Linked DNA regions of Homo sapiens: region 2 is linked to region 1. Evidence: chromatin contacts called from ENCODE Hi-C data. All regions are on one chromosome and are shown on one strand. The core of a region is the stretch at or near the end of the contact, and the rest is flanking DNA. Distances in the headings are between cores, read along the strand shown. Region 1 holds the start of RIPOR2 (RHO family interacting cell polarization regulator 2). Region 2 overlaps CARMIL1 (capping protein regulator and myosin 1 linker 1).

Region 1 (6,350 bases), core at 2,814-5,313:
AAATGAATGAAGTGAGTAAAGTTCCACAAAGCAAGGACCAGACCTTTCATATCATTGTAATTCACAGACCTAGTATGGCATAAAGTGGGCACCAACTCTTTGGAGTATAAAAGCTTTGCTATGTTCCTGTGCTTATGACCTTGATGAAATTCTGCTGTTAAATTTAGTACAGGTTGTCACAAATCACCATTTGATCAAAGTAGTTGCCTTATACTGGTTCATCTATACTTTTGTTCTCTTCCCCAAATCCAATTATTGGAGCTGTTTGCCTCAATCACTGAAAAGCAAGATTCTTTCATTGTTGTTTCAGACTTACTCCTCATTTCTTAGTGAAAACTACTCTCTGTGACCTACATCTCCCTTAACTAAGCACTGAATTTCCCTATCTTTAGTCTTTCTTTTCTAATATGGATTCGAAGGGGATCAGAATGTGTCCCCCAAAATATGCTAATTTAGCATAAGTACTATTTTGAGCTATTTTTGAGAAAGAATCTTCTGCCCTTCTCCTTTCTGCTTTAAGTGCCATAAATTTCCACTTGTAAAGGTGTTTTATTTCCCATCTTGGGTGACTAAGCCTCATGGTCCTCTTCCTGATATGAGAGATGAGTCTGCATAACAATCCTTAGCTATCATACATTCCTAGTTACCTTCCCACAATTTGCCACTCTTAGGAGCCCACTCCCCTACTCTGCCTCCTTTGTCTAGTCACTTCTTCACAGTTTATTGCACTTTGTTAAAATTTTATATAAGCTCAGCATTCTTTTAGACTTTACATAGATAAGAGATAGTGTAGCCTGGTGTTTAAGAGTTTGGACTCTGGGATCAAATCTCAGTACCTCTACCACTTACCAAATGTATGACCTTGGGTGGATCACTTCACCTCTTGGGCCTTAAACTAAAATAGAGATAATAAATATATCTATATCTTAGGGTTGATATAGGAATTAAGTGAATCAAAGCACTTAAAACTGTTGCTGGCACTCTGTGTTAGCGATTACCTACATTTTTTTATTTGCTCATTTTGGACACTCATATAAATATAATTATACCATTTATAATTTTCTGAGACCTTTCAAAGTCAATATTATGTTTTTGAAACTCATCCATATTGATGCATGCATATGTAGTTTATTAATTTTTCTTTTTAGTTAACACATCATGCATGTATGTCATATCTCTCTAAGGTAATTGTAAACTTTGGAGAGCAAGAACCATGTTTTCTATCCTCTGTGCTTTCAAGGAGTTCGTGGTAGCATTTGTGATTTGTTCTTTGAGATGATTAGCTGTGTTTCTGAGATATCTAAATTGGAGAAGAGGAGACTGAGGGAAACTTCCTAAGGGTTATTGAGGTTTTATATGGAGTGTGGTGACTTCTCATTCTCTATCCCCATTGAGCCTTCAATTTGGGAAATATCCTAAGCGTCCCTGTGAGAGACTTAGGCGTATAATTATAACTGGGTATTTACTGTGTACCATGTACTGTGTCAGCTTCTTTACATAAATTATCCTACTTAATCCTCAAAACAAGCCAAATGAGAAAGTATATTATTTTCTAGGACTTCTGTAATGAAGTACCACAAACTGGGTGGCTTAAGCAACAGAAACTTACTGCATCACAGCTGTGGAGGCTAGAAGTCCAAGGTCAAGGTGTTGGCAGGATTGGTTCTTCTGAGGGATGTGAGGGAGAATCTCTTGCAGGCCTCTCCCCTAGCTCATGGTGGTTTACTGGCAGTCTTTGGTGTTCCTTGGCTTGTGGATCTCTGCCTTCATCTTCACATACTATCCTCCCTATGTCTATGTCTTTGTCTAAATCTCTCCTTTTTATGAGGAAGTTAGTCATATTGGATTAAGGACCCATCCTCCTCCAATATGATATAAGTTCATCCTAACTAATTATATCTTCAATGGCCCTGTTTCTAAGTAAGGTCACATTCTGAGGTACTGGGGGTTAGGACTTCAACATATGAATTCAACAGGGGAGACACAATTCCACCCACTTAAAATGAAACAGGCCTACAGAGGTTATGCTAACTTTTTGAAGTGGAATAGCTAGGGCCCTCAGGTTCACGTGGTAACCAGGTAGTTCTGAGGTGGGAGGTGAGGGAGGTAGTGCAGGTCCCCAAGAGCCACGGGGATGCTGCAGTGAACTGGACTGTGTGCAGTCACTCCCATAAGTTGTCCAGACATGAGGTAACAGAGTGAGCTCTGGAATTAGTCAAATCTGCCACTCACTAGCTGCCTGATCTTAGGAATGTTTTTCAAGCCCTCAGAGCCCCCATTGCTTCATCTGTAAAATGGGATAATAGCACCCACCTCATGAAGTTGTGGAGATTAAAGGACATAGGACAGTAGTTGAGAAATGTAGTGATTATCAAAATGGACACCCATCCTCTTATCCCAACCACACAAAAGAGAGCTTTAGTCCACATCCAAATTTCCTACACCTAGGCCCATTTTAATTAATTTAATTTATGTAACTAAGTGCAACCCTTGTCCAGAAACATCATTCAAGTGGGGATCATGGTAGGGGGTGGTAAAAGGGTCAGAAAGGGGAGATGCAAAGGAGAGCTAGAGAAAAGGATAACTCCAGTTCTCTGCCTGTCAGTGTGTCTCAAGGTGGGCATTATTGGTATTTGGAGCTGGACAGTTCTTCCTGTTGAGCTACTGTTCCATGCATTATGGTAAGGTTGATATCCCTGGGCCCCTGAGTGCTAAGACATTAAATACCAGTAATAACCCCCAGTCATTGTGCCACCCAAAACACCCCAGACATTTCCAAGCTCTCCTCTAAGGATGGTTCCAGCCCTGATTGACAACAATTGGTGATCCCAGCAGGACCCAAGCTGTACACTGTCTTTGGGAACTGCTGCAGCCACCAATGCAGGGATGAACTGACTGTTGCTGCTCAGTTAACCCTCAGTGTCTGATTCCTGAATTCCTCTGGGGTGATCCCTTCTCACTGCTGGATTTCTCCAACCCTGTTGTCCACAGTCTCTTCTGGGAGAAAATGGTGCAATTTCAAGGTTGCAGTTACAGGAGGAGGGGACAGTTTCTCTAGGGTAACACTGGGAGTATCTTCAAAACCATGCAGTAAATAAAGTGCCAAAAATAAACACCTTGGGTCAACAGCTCCTCACTGTCATCTCCATTTGCATTTTCTAAGCTTCTGGCCACCTAAGAGATCTTACAACACAGTGGAGTGCTCTGGGAAACCCCGAAATGAAGTCTCAGTATTACTCAGAGAGATGTGTGTTTGTTTGTGCAGCCAGACAGAATTTGGCACACGTTGGGTAGCTCGATATGGTGATGCCAGCCAATGGTGCTCGCGTAGAAGCTCAGTGTTCACTCATCCCTTTGGGAGGACTGCTTTTTGAGTTACATTTTCTTCTTTCTCCTTTAGTGATACAGTCTGAAGTATCAAACTGAGTAAATATTGTGAAATGCAAGATGTTTGACCAAAACCAGTTATCTATTCATTGACTATAGATTTAATCGAGCCACATAAAGCCTAGATATGGTTCAGTTTGGTTTAAATGCTGTAAAGTTTCCAATCCTTAAATGCAAGAGGTTTGAAAAAAAGAAAAGAAAAGAAAAGAAAAATGCAACTATTACTGAGCAAAATAAAAGCTCTGTCCTCTAAATGCCTGCTTTGGTTTAACATAGTGGCTTGCTTTACTTTCAGATAAATTGTAATTGAAGCAAAACCAAGATATGAGAAATATGAACTCCCTCTTTCAACAAAACCCATTGTGTTCAAATTCATAAGCAAGAAAGTTAAGCACCCACCTTCCTCTTTAAGGAAATATGAAAGTTGTTGCTTTGAAATAGAATTCATTGCATTCAGACTTTGAGTGATATCTGTATTCATATCCAACCGGATCTGCAGCCCTCTTCAAAAAATTCTTTCTCCTCAGTGGTGAGAATTACCCCACCTGGGATTCACTCTTCACAAGGCTCAAGAAGCCTATTCATATGAATGAAACTGCTTTCTTCAGGGCAGATGCGGAAGCTGCCCTCCAGAGGGCTTGGGCAACCCAAGGAAAGGAAATCACCTCGGTCGGCAGTGTGACTGCTGAGACTGCCGGGGCTGCTGCCTGCTGCTTCTCGCGCCTGTCCTCTCCAAGATGCAGTTTTTTGATGCTGAGGAGCTCCTGGTCGATGAAGAGGATGATGTTTTTGGTGAAGGTAAATGCATCTTTCTGGCAGGAGGCTCTCCGGTCTGCTTTGCTTTGTTTTGACACCACTGGACACTTTTGCCCAGCTTGGGCAAGGACTTGAGTATTTTGAAATGATAAAAACAAAGCATCCTGAGTGAGGTAGTGGCTGCAAATATCAACTTAGGCACTGAAGGAATACACAAGGCAAGGGGTGGAACAAGGGGTTGAGTCATTCCCGCAAATACATTTTTTAAAGTCATGACTAAAATAAAGGTTTAGTTTAGGCTGGAAAATAGTACTAAATTTTTTGCCTTGTCTCTCTTCTGTGCTATCTCTTGTCTAACACCTTAAGGAAAGCCTGTCACAGTGGTTTGAGCACAGCAGGGCTGCTAGGGAAGAAGTTAAATAAATGGACCAGGAGTGGTTTTTCATGGTACCATGTTGCTTTGATTTGCACTTCTCTCTTTCTGTCTCTCTCTCTCTCTGTCTCTCTCTCTCTGTCTATCTTTCTCTCGGTCCTTCTCTTTTTTTTTTTTTTTTTTTTTGTTGTTGTTTTTTGAGACAGAGTCTTGCTTTGTTGCTCAGGCTGGAGTGCAGTGGTGCAATCTCAGCTCACTGCAACCTCCGTCTCCCGGGTTCAAGTCATTCTCCTGCCTCAGCCTCCCAAGTAGCTGGGACTACAGGCGCCCACCACCATGCCCAGCTAATTTTTGTATTTTTAGTAGAGATGGGATTTTGCCATGTTGGCCAGGCTGGTCTTGAAATCCTGACTTCAGGTGATCCACCCTCCTTGGCCCCCCAAAGTGCTGGGATTACAGGCGTGAGCTACCATGCCCGGCCTGGGTCCTTCTCTCTTACTCTTCCTCACACATACTTGGCACTCCAACCCTCCATTCCCTTTTCCAATTTTCTTTTTTCCCAAGTCGGGATACTGGAGCCCTGGTAGCTTCCAATCCCCATTGGCACTGCTCAGTTTTCTGTTCTCATCTTGCAGCTTTTCCATGACTTGACCTATCCACTGGAATTTAACTGTAAAGGTTGCGATTTTAAAGGGATGATCTAGTCATTGGATGGATGTTTTGTTCAAATGCTGCCTATGAGATTGGGCTATAGGCAAAAGCTTTTTTAGAATTTGGAGCCACCTAAATAAAGGAAATTTGGACTCAAGAATCTCGTGAATTTGATTATTTTCCGCAAGAAACTACGTCTAGCAATTTTTTAAAAAACTCTATTCAGTAATTTTTTAAAAGGAACAGTAGTAAGGTTTTTGTGTATGTGTAATTACCCAAGCAATACAAGTTCGCTGAAGAAAAATTAGAGTGTCGCAAAGAACCCCTTGTAATCTAGTCATGTAGAATGTAATCATGGTTAATATTTTGATGTTGTCTTTCTGCTATGTTGTTCTAGCTACAGAAATATTTAAAATCATTAGTTGGGTTTTTATCACAACTTAAATCAATTTGAAGAATATCTATTGAGCTTCGCTGCTGTTTACCAAGTTATCATTCTGTTGTGTTACTTTGATGGCAGGCGTTTAGGCCACCAACACCTTGAAGTTTGATCTTAGGCCCCATTCTTCAGCTTTCACTTCTTAAAGATGTTTCCTCTTTAAGCAAACACCTTAAAGAGAAAATTTATACTTAGATACTAACTCTTTTGAGGACCTGAAAAATGCTCACAACTATGAAGATAAGCTTAGAACGGAAAAATTGGCAATCATTCACCCACACCTCCCTCCAGGAATGGCATTCCAAAACGCCCAGCCCACATTTCTTTGCCTATAGGAATTTTGCTCTTTTACATCTGGCTATGATACTTAAGAGCGCCCTCTATAGGCTGATGCACTGCACTCTGGATTATGCGTGGCCCCATCCTGAAGGGAAGCGTTAAGACCAAGCAGGGCTGGATGAACCTGTGTGTTCTCTCTCCTGAGCATTCATCATTTCCAAGGTGATTATTGTAACCTCACTAACCATGTTGTAGTGGAATGGCTGAGGTCCCCAGGTTCCAGGTAGCTAGGTAACCAGCTAGCTCTGAGGTGGGAAGTGAGGGAGGTAGTGCAGGTTGATAAGTTGGGAGTCAAACGAGATTCAGACTCAGATTCTGGTTCTGCTTCGTGGTACCCATACAAGCTAACTTTGGTCTCCTCAATGGTGAAGTGGGACAGTAATACCTATCGGTTGTACAGATTAT
Region 2 (6,350 bases), core at 2,394-4,893, 470 kb before region 1:
TGTCATAAGGATTAAAGAAGGTAATACACACAAGGTGCTTAGAAAAGTGTTGGCGATAGTCAGTGTAAATCATTGCATCCCTAAAGATATGATGATCAGGAAGCCTTTGAATTCTTCGGCCTTCTTGTTCACTCTGTCATATCCTGGGCCATGTTAGTTACTGCTTGAGATTATACCATGTCAAACGATTTCTAATTCAGGCATCCCACTCTCTGCCCGAAATCTTTTTTTTTTTTTTTTTTTTTTATTTTAAGAGACAGGCTTTTACTGTCACCCGGGCTGGAGTGCAGTGGTGCAATCTCGGCTCACTGCAGCCTTGACCTCCCAGGCTCAGGTGATCCTCCTGCCTCAGCTTTTCAAGTAGCTACTACAGGCACAAGCCACCACACCCAGGTAATTTTTAAACTTTTTGTAGAGATGACGTCTATGTTGCCCAGGCTGGTCTCAAACTCCTCAGCTCAAGTGATCCTCCCACCTGGGCCTCACAAAGTGTTTGGATTATAGTCATGCACCACCACACCTGGCCCTCACAGTGTGATCCACGGGCCAGAGAGGCTGGCGTGACAGGAACTTGTTAGAAATGCAGAATCTGAGGCCTCAGCCCAGACCTGCTGAATCAGAATCTGCGTTTTTACTAAAATCCCCAGGTGATTCACATTAGCATTACAGTTGGAGAAGCACTCATAGCTAGTTCCCTTATTCAGGTACTACCACTACCCTGTTTATTGCCCCCTGACACTGCCAGGTCATTCTCCATCAGCACTAACCTATCTTCATCCAACTGAACCTCCACTGAAATCATTCCTCCATGTGTTAATGTCCTTAGCCTTCGTGTTCCTTGTCCTTTTATTACTCCCACAGAGTAAAACTTCAATCTTGGCTGAACTTACCTAGCCGCCTATTCCATGCTTGCAGTGGTAGCTGCCAAGCACAGCTGGAGAACTGATCTTACCCAGCAACCTGATTCCGTTCCCTTCATCTGGGAAGATGACTTTCCCTCCTACTTCACAGAGAAAACAGAAATTATCAGAATGGTATCACTTACCATTCCACTCCAAACCTCCACACCTGCCTGCATCTGCAGCTGTACCCACCCCCTCCTCTTCCTCTCCTTCTGAAGTGCTGGAGATAAATGCCCGTCCCTTCGTGTGGGCTCTGGGTTACATCCCACCTGTCTTTGCAGGAACCTTAAGCAACTAAATATCCTTTCTCTTCCATCTCTAAATATCCAAACATAGAGATGTTTAGACCTAGAGCTATATGCCTGGATCCTACACACCTCTTGCAGGTCCCCTCTAACTGTCTCTACCCTTTGAGCCCAACTTCTCAAAAAAGGTACCCATACTCAGTGTCTTCATATTCCTGCCTCCAATTCACTCATCTAGTGTTCAAAATTGGCTTCTGTCCCCACAACTCCACTTAAATTTCTCCTGCTTGAGGTGCCAATCTTGATTGCTAAATCCAACCTCACGGCTGCTAAATCCATGCACTTCCTAACCAGATTTCTCCTTAGCACTGGGCATGGCCCTTCATGCTTGATGTTCTCGTTTCCATACATTTTCAACTGGCCTCTGTGGTTATTCCTAGTCACATGTCCAATCCCCATTCCCTGCTACCATTCATTCTCTCTCATGACTTCAGTCCATCCCAGATGACTCCCAACTTTATGCACAGCCCAGATCTCCCCTCCGATCATCAGATCTATTGATCTAACTTCACTTGTATGTACTCCAACCCTTAAATTCAGCATGTCAACAACTAAACCATGATCTTTCTTTCAAAATCTGCCCTTCCCACAATAGGTCTGGCTCAGGAACAAGGATGGTCATCCATATGGTTTCCAAAGCCAGAAATCCAAGCATTGTCCCCTTCTCTTCCTATCTTAGTCATTCTCCAAGTTCAATGCAGTCTACCTCCCTAAATACCTCTTACATCCATTCACTTCTCTCCATCTCTACTACTATGATACTATTCCAAGCCACCACCCTCTTGCTCCTGGACCACTTGCAATAGCCTTCTAACAGATCCACTCCTGCCCCCTCAAATCACCTGCTCATATAGGATCTGAACGTGATCTTTTAAGAACCCAAACATTATTATGTCCCTTCTCTGCTTAAGCTCTTCAGTGGCTCTGCACCACTACACTGGCCCCTGCCTCCACCTCCAGCCTCACTTCAACCCAGCCACACTGGCCTTCTGTTGCTCTCCCAAGAGGAGGGCTCCTGCCCCACCTCTGCTTTAGGAGCTATCCCTTCCCCCTCTTGCTTTACCTTCACCTGGCTCATGCCTACTCATTCTTCAGGTAAAGGACTTCCCTAAGAAAGTCCAGACTACACCAGGTCTCCCTATTATATACTCCCACCGTATTTGCACATTTTCTTATGAATACTTATCACAGTTTTAATTAACAGTGGGATTACATATTTAATATCTACCAGCCCCATTAGACTGCAAGGTGCCTGGGAGCAGGGACCACATCTGTCCTATTCAAAGCTCTATTTCTCAGTGCCCAGTACATTCCTGGCACAAAATAGGTGTTCAAATATCTGTTGAGTGAATGAATGCAACAGGTTTTACTGCTCCTTCTCACCCTATTTCCACCTCTGAAAATTCAGGATTTTAGAAGGCAAAAAGTTGCTACGGTCTGTGAATCTGATAATAATTCTGTCCTGCCTGTTTTATCCTGCTGCCTACCACATAATTGACACATCCTTCCTGTTTAATAGCCATATCCTATAAGGGAAGTACCTAAAAATCTGTTGTTTGCAGCTTACCCACTTAAAACAGATCTACTAGCTAATTCCCAACTCACCTGCCAAAAGGAAAAGAAATAGAACAATAAAAAGATAGCCTAGTAGAGGAAAGGCATAGAAGTGTCAAGTGCTGACACCCCTGCCTTTTGCCTACTGTGTTCAAAGAACTTCCTCATTCACAAATTCATTACAGAAAGACAGAGTTTCAGTTCCAGAATTCTGCAGCTCTTACGATCTGGGAATGTCATTTCTAACAATGGATGTAGGGTAAGCAAAATCCACTTTAATAAAGGATTTCAGGTATCTGATGTCTTTCTGGATCTTGATTTTGCCCTTGATTGTGCCAACAGGACTACAGGGTTAAATCCACAAAACTAAATAATCAATAAAGGATGGGTCAGGGTACTGATGAGGCAGACCTTATATGAGGTATACAAATCACCATATATTATTTTAGTGGCAATGAATAAAAAATCTCAAACATAAGGCAGCCCATCTTCTAAAGCCAGGGCATATAGAAAGGGCATGCTCAAGGGAGCAAAGCTATTTTTAAAAATAGAGAATATTTTCTTTCTCGAAGCTCAGGTAAATGAGATCAGCTAGTGTTTCACTCAGGGAACACAGAAACATCACTGATTTACTAAAATAACTCCATTCAGCACTTTGACAAATGTCTCAAAGTTTCAAGATAAACTGAAAGTTCAGGCAGAGCTTTTTAAGCCAAACCCAGTCTTCACAACAGGAGGAAGTGAAACGTTGACGGGTTTAGTCATAAACACTGCTGCTGCTACACCTTTTAATGTAGAAATTAGCAACCCAGGATCTCTGCACAGCTGTGCCTCCTCCGCCGTGCCTCAGTGGGAACCAACAAACAAAAAGTGACTCCTCTGTCTTTACTGCTACAGATCCCTTTCCAAGCTTTCCTTTCCCCTGCACTTTGCCAGAAACAGGCCGGGTGCCCCAGTTTGGCATTAACCACTTCCTAGTGTGAAGCAGGGAACACTGCACCTCTATTTTTTTTTTTTTTTTTAAGACGAAGTCTCACTCTGTCACCCAGGCTGGAGTGCAGTGGTAAGATCTCGGCTCGCTGCAACCTCTGCCTCCCGGGTTCAAGCGATTCTTGTGAATCAGCCTCCTCAGTAGCTGGGACTACAGGTGTGTGCCACCATGCCTGGCTAATTTTTGTATTTTTAGTAGAGATGGGTTTTACCATGTTGGCCAGGCTGGTCTCAAACTCCCGACCTCAGGTGATCCGCCCACCTCATCCTCCCAAAGTGCTGGGATTATAGGCATGAGCCACCGCGCCCAGCCTCTATTATGTTTAAAGCTCATCACCTCCCCTCCCAAGGCAGCAAACTCCAGGTGGGTCCTTCATCCACTGTCCCTACCCCGTTCAAACAAACATATACCCAAAGCAGCCCTGCTGCAAAACCCATAAGATCCCTTCTTGCCTCCATTGAGAATGCTGGCATGGTGACAAAGGACTGGCCAGCCAGCAAAGGGACCAGCCAACATGGGAAGCCCCAACTTCCCTCTCTCAGAAGCTGTCCACAGACAACTCCCTGAAGCCCTGGTTCAAACTCCCTTCTATGTGGCTCCTCAAGTGCAGGCAGGAGAGAAATGGAGGCCCCTTGTTGAGCCAGGCAGAAAGCAGAGCCTAAAACCAGAGTAATCTTAGAAGTGGAGGGGAGGCAGGGTTACACCAGAGGATGTGTCTTCCTGACTCTCTATCTCTTGCTAAAATGAATTTCAATTAGATTAGCACTCTTTGTTTACAAACACTGTCATTAAATATTTGAGTAATTCTTTCAACCAATAATTACTGACTGCCTACCTTGTGGTAGGCACCAAGGATAAAAAGACATAAAGCTCTGCCTTCAAGCAGCTTATATTTCATTCAAAGGAGATTATACAGGAATAAATAAGTAAAACATATGGCATATCTATGGTGATAAGTGCTATGGAGAAAAATGTAGTACAAAAAGAGAATAGAGCGTGCTTAATGCCTGGGGGTTATGGAGAGGAGTGGTGGGTTAGGTGGGTGGCATTTTTAAATAGCTTGGTGTGACGTAATTATGAAGTGAGGTTGAGAAAGATCTAAAGGCAGTAAGAGAAAGAACCATATGGCTATCTGGGATAAGCATGGTCCAGACAGAGGGAATAGCAAACGCAAAGGCCCTGAGGCAAGAATATGCCTGCAGCAATTGAAAAATAAAGAAGAGCCTTGGCTTGAAGGGAGTAAGCGCAGGGGAGGTCAGAGGGGTGATAAGGTGGGGGTGAGGTGAGCCAGGAGGTCTGTGAGGCTTTATTGGCTGTTGTCCACACTGTTCTGACTGATAATTGCCCTGAAGGCCAATCTCTGACTGCCATGTTGGGTGAGAGAAGGAGAGTGGAAGCAGGGAGCTCAGGCAGGGGCCAACGGCAATAGCTTGTGAGAGATGGTGATGGTTAAGCCACAGAGGTTAGCAGGAGTGCTGAGAGGTGGTCAGACCAGATATACACTGATGATGGAGCCCATTGGTTTTGCTGAGGAAGTGAAATTGGAATATAAGAGAAAACTAGTTATTTTGCTAAGGTAACAGTTTGGTTTACACCCATGAAATAATTACATAGCAATTCAATTTAAGTGACTCCTGGATTGGTCTAGGTACTGTGTTACCTAGATGAAGTTTTTTGTTTTGTTTTTAAAAAAAAAAAAAAAAAACTCTTTATGGAAGAAATGCAACTTGAGAGGAAACAGCTGGTTCCAGAATTTTCCAAGTGTTATTCTGAAGATTATCAAATTATGTTTGTCCTCAGTAGGGGAAAAAATGATCTTCTGGAGTTGTGCTTTCCTGCTCAACCACCACCTTCATGCTCTAATAATTTCAAATGTATATTGTAAATATAATACCTATAATATATAACCTGAGATTCTATTTAAATTCTAAAACACAATTTTGGGAAAAGGGAGAATGGGAATATCCTTTCACCTTTTCTCTGTTCCCCTAGAATAGTGTTCTCTCACAGAACTTTCTGGAAATGTTCTGTATCTGCACATTCAGATACAGGAGCCACCAGCCACGATGTAGCTACTAAGCACTCGAAGTGTGACTAGTGTGACTAAATTTTTTATTTAATTTAAATTAATATAGCAATTATGGCTAGTGGCTATCATACTGGACCATACAGCTCTAGAAGAAGAAAAAATCACTACACAGTAAAACATTCATGAATCAGACATTACACTTTACTCTTAAAATTGAATTATAAAGTAAGTACAAAATAGATTGGCAAAATCAGAAAGCACATGTTCTTCTTTTTTATTATGCCCTAGAGTTACCTAATTCTCCTATTCCCTACATATATTCTTTGAAAAGAAACAGTAGCTGGCTTGGTCTTAGCAGTTTTTAAACACATTTTCTTGGTTTTTGCATGCAATTCCAATATCTTACAGGCCGTCATTCTAACACTGTCATTCAAAATGGGATTTTCTTCCTTGACGCGTATTCAACGCTAACATTCTAAATGTCACATAAAAATAAAGATAGAAGAGTCTTATTATAATTGAACAATCTTCCTGCTTTAAGTTCAAAGCACTCTCTGACATCAGTTATC

The links. A loop is a pair of places that touch in the nucleus more often than their neighbours do. Pooled maps may share reads with other maps.
Region 2: a pooled map shows a loop between it and region 1 (5-fold over the local background). The contact joins the enhancer-like site here to the promoter of RIPOR2 in region 1. A Hi-C loop is called at or near these places in 6 of 37 single-sample maps with no recorded cell type and 3 of 50 pooled maps.

Annotation. Positions count from the first base shown.
Region 1 is chr6:24,933,673-24,940,022 of GRCh38, reverse strand. It overlaps RIPOR2 (RHO family interacting cell polarization regulator 2), which reads left to right and starts at 4,063. Exons shown (of 22, transcript NM_001286445.3): 1 at 4,063-4,185. The coding sequence starts at 4,125. LOC105374981 (a long non-coding RNA gene) reads right to left here and starts at 6,048. Exons shown (of 3, transcript XR_007059514.1): 1 at 5,959-6,048; 2 at 5,653-5,777. RefSeq lists an enhancer at 3,181-3,350.
Region 2 is chr6:25,402,189-25,408,538 of GRCh38, reverse strand. The region is part of intron 2 of CARMIL1 (capping protein regulator and myosin 1 linker 1); the gene reads right to left. The region is part of intron 1 of LOC124901281 (a long non-coding RNA gene); the gene reads left to right. Among named protein-coding and RNA genes, the nearest start is that of CARMIL1, 130 kb to the right of the region's middle. RefSeq lists an enhancer at 3,582-3,791. Within about 2 kb of position 3,643, at least 10 of the 41 ENCODE cell types and tissues checked have a DNase peak (open chromatin) inside an H3K27ac peak, as active enhancers do.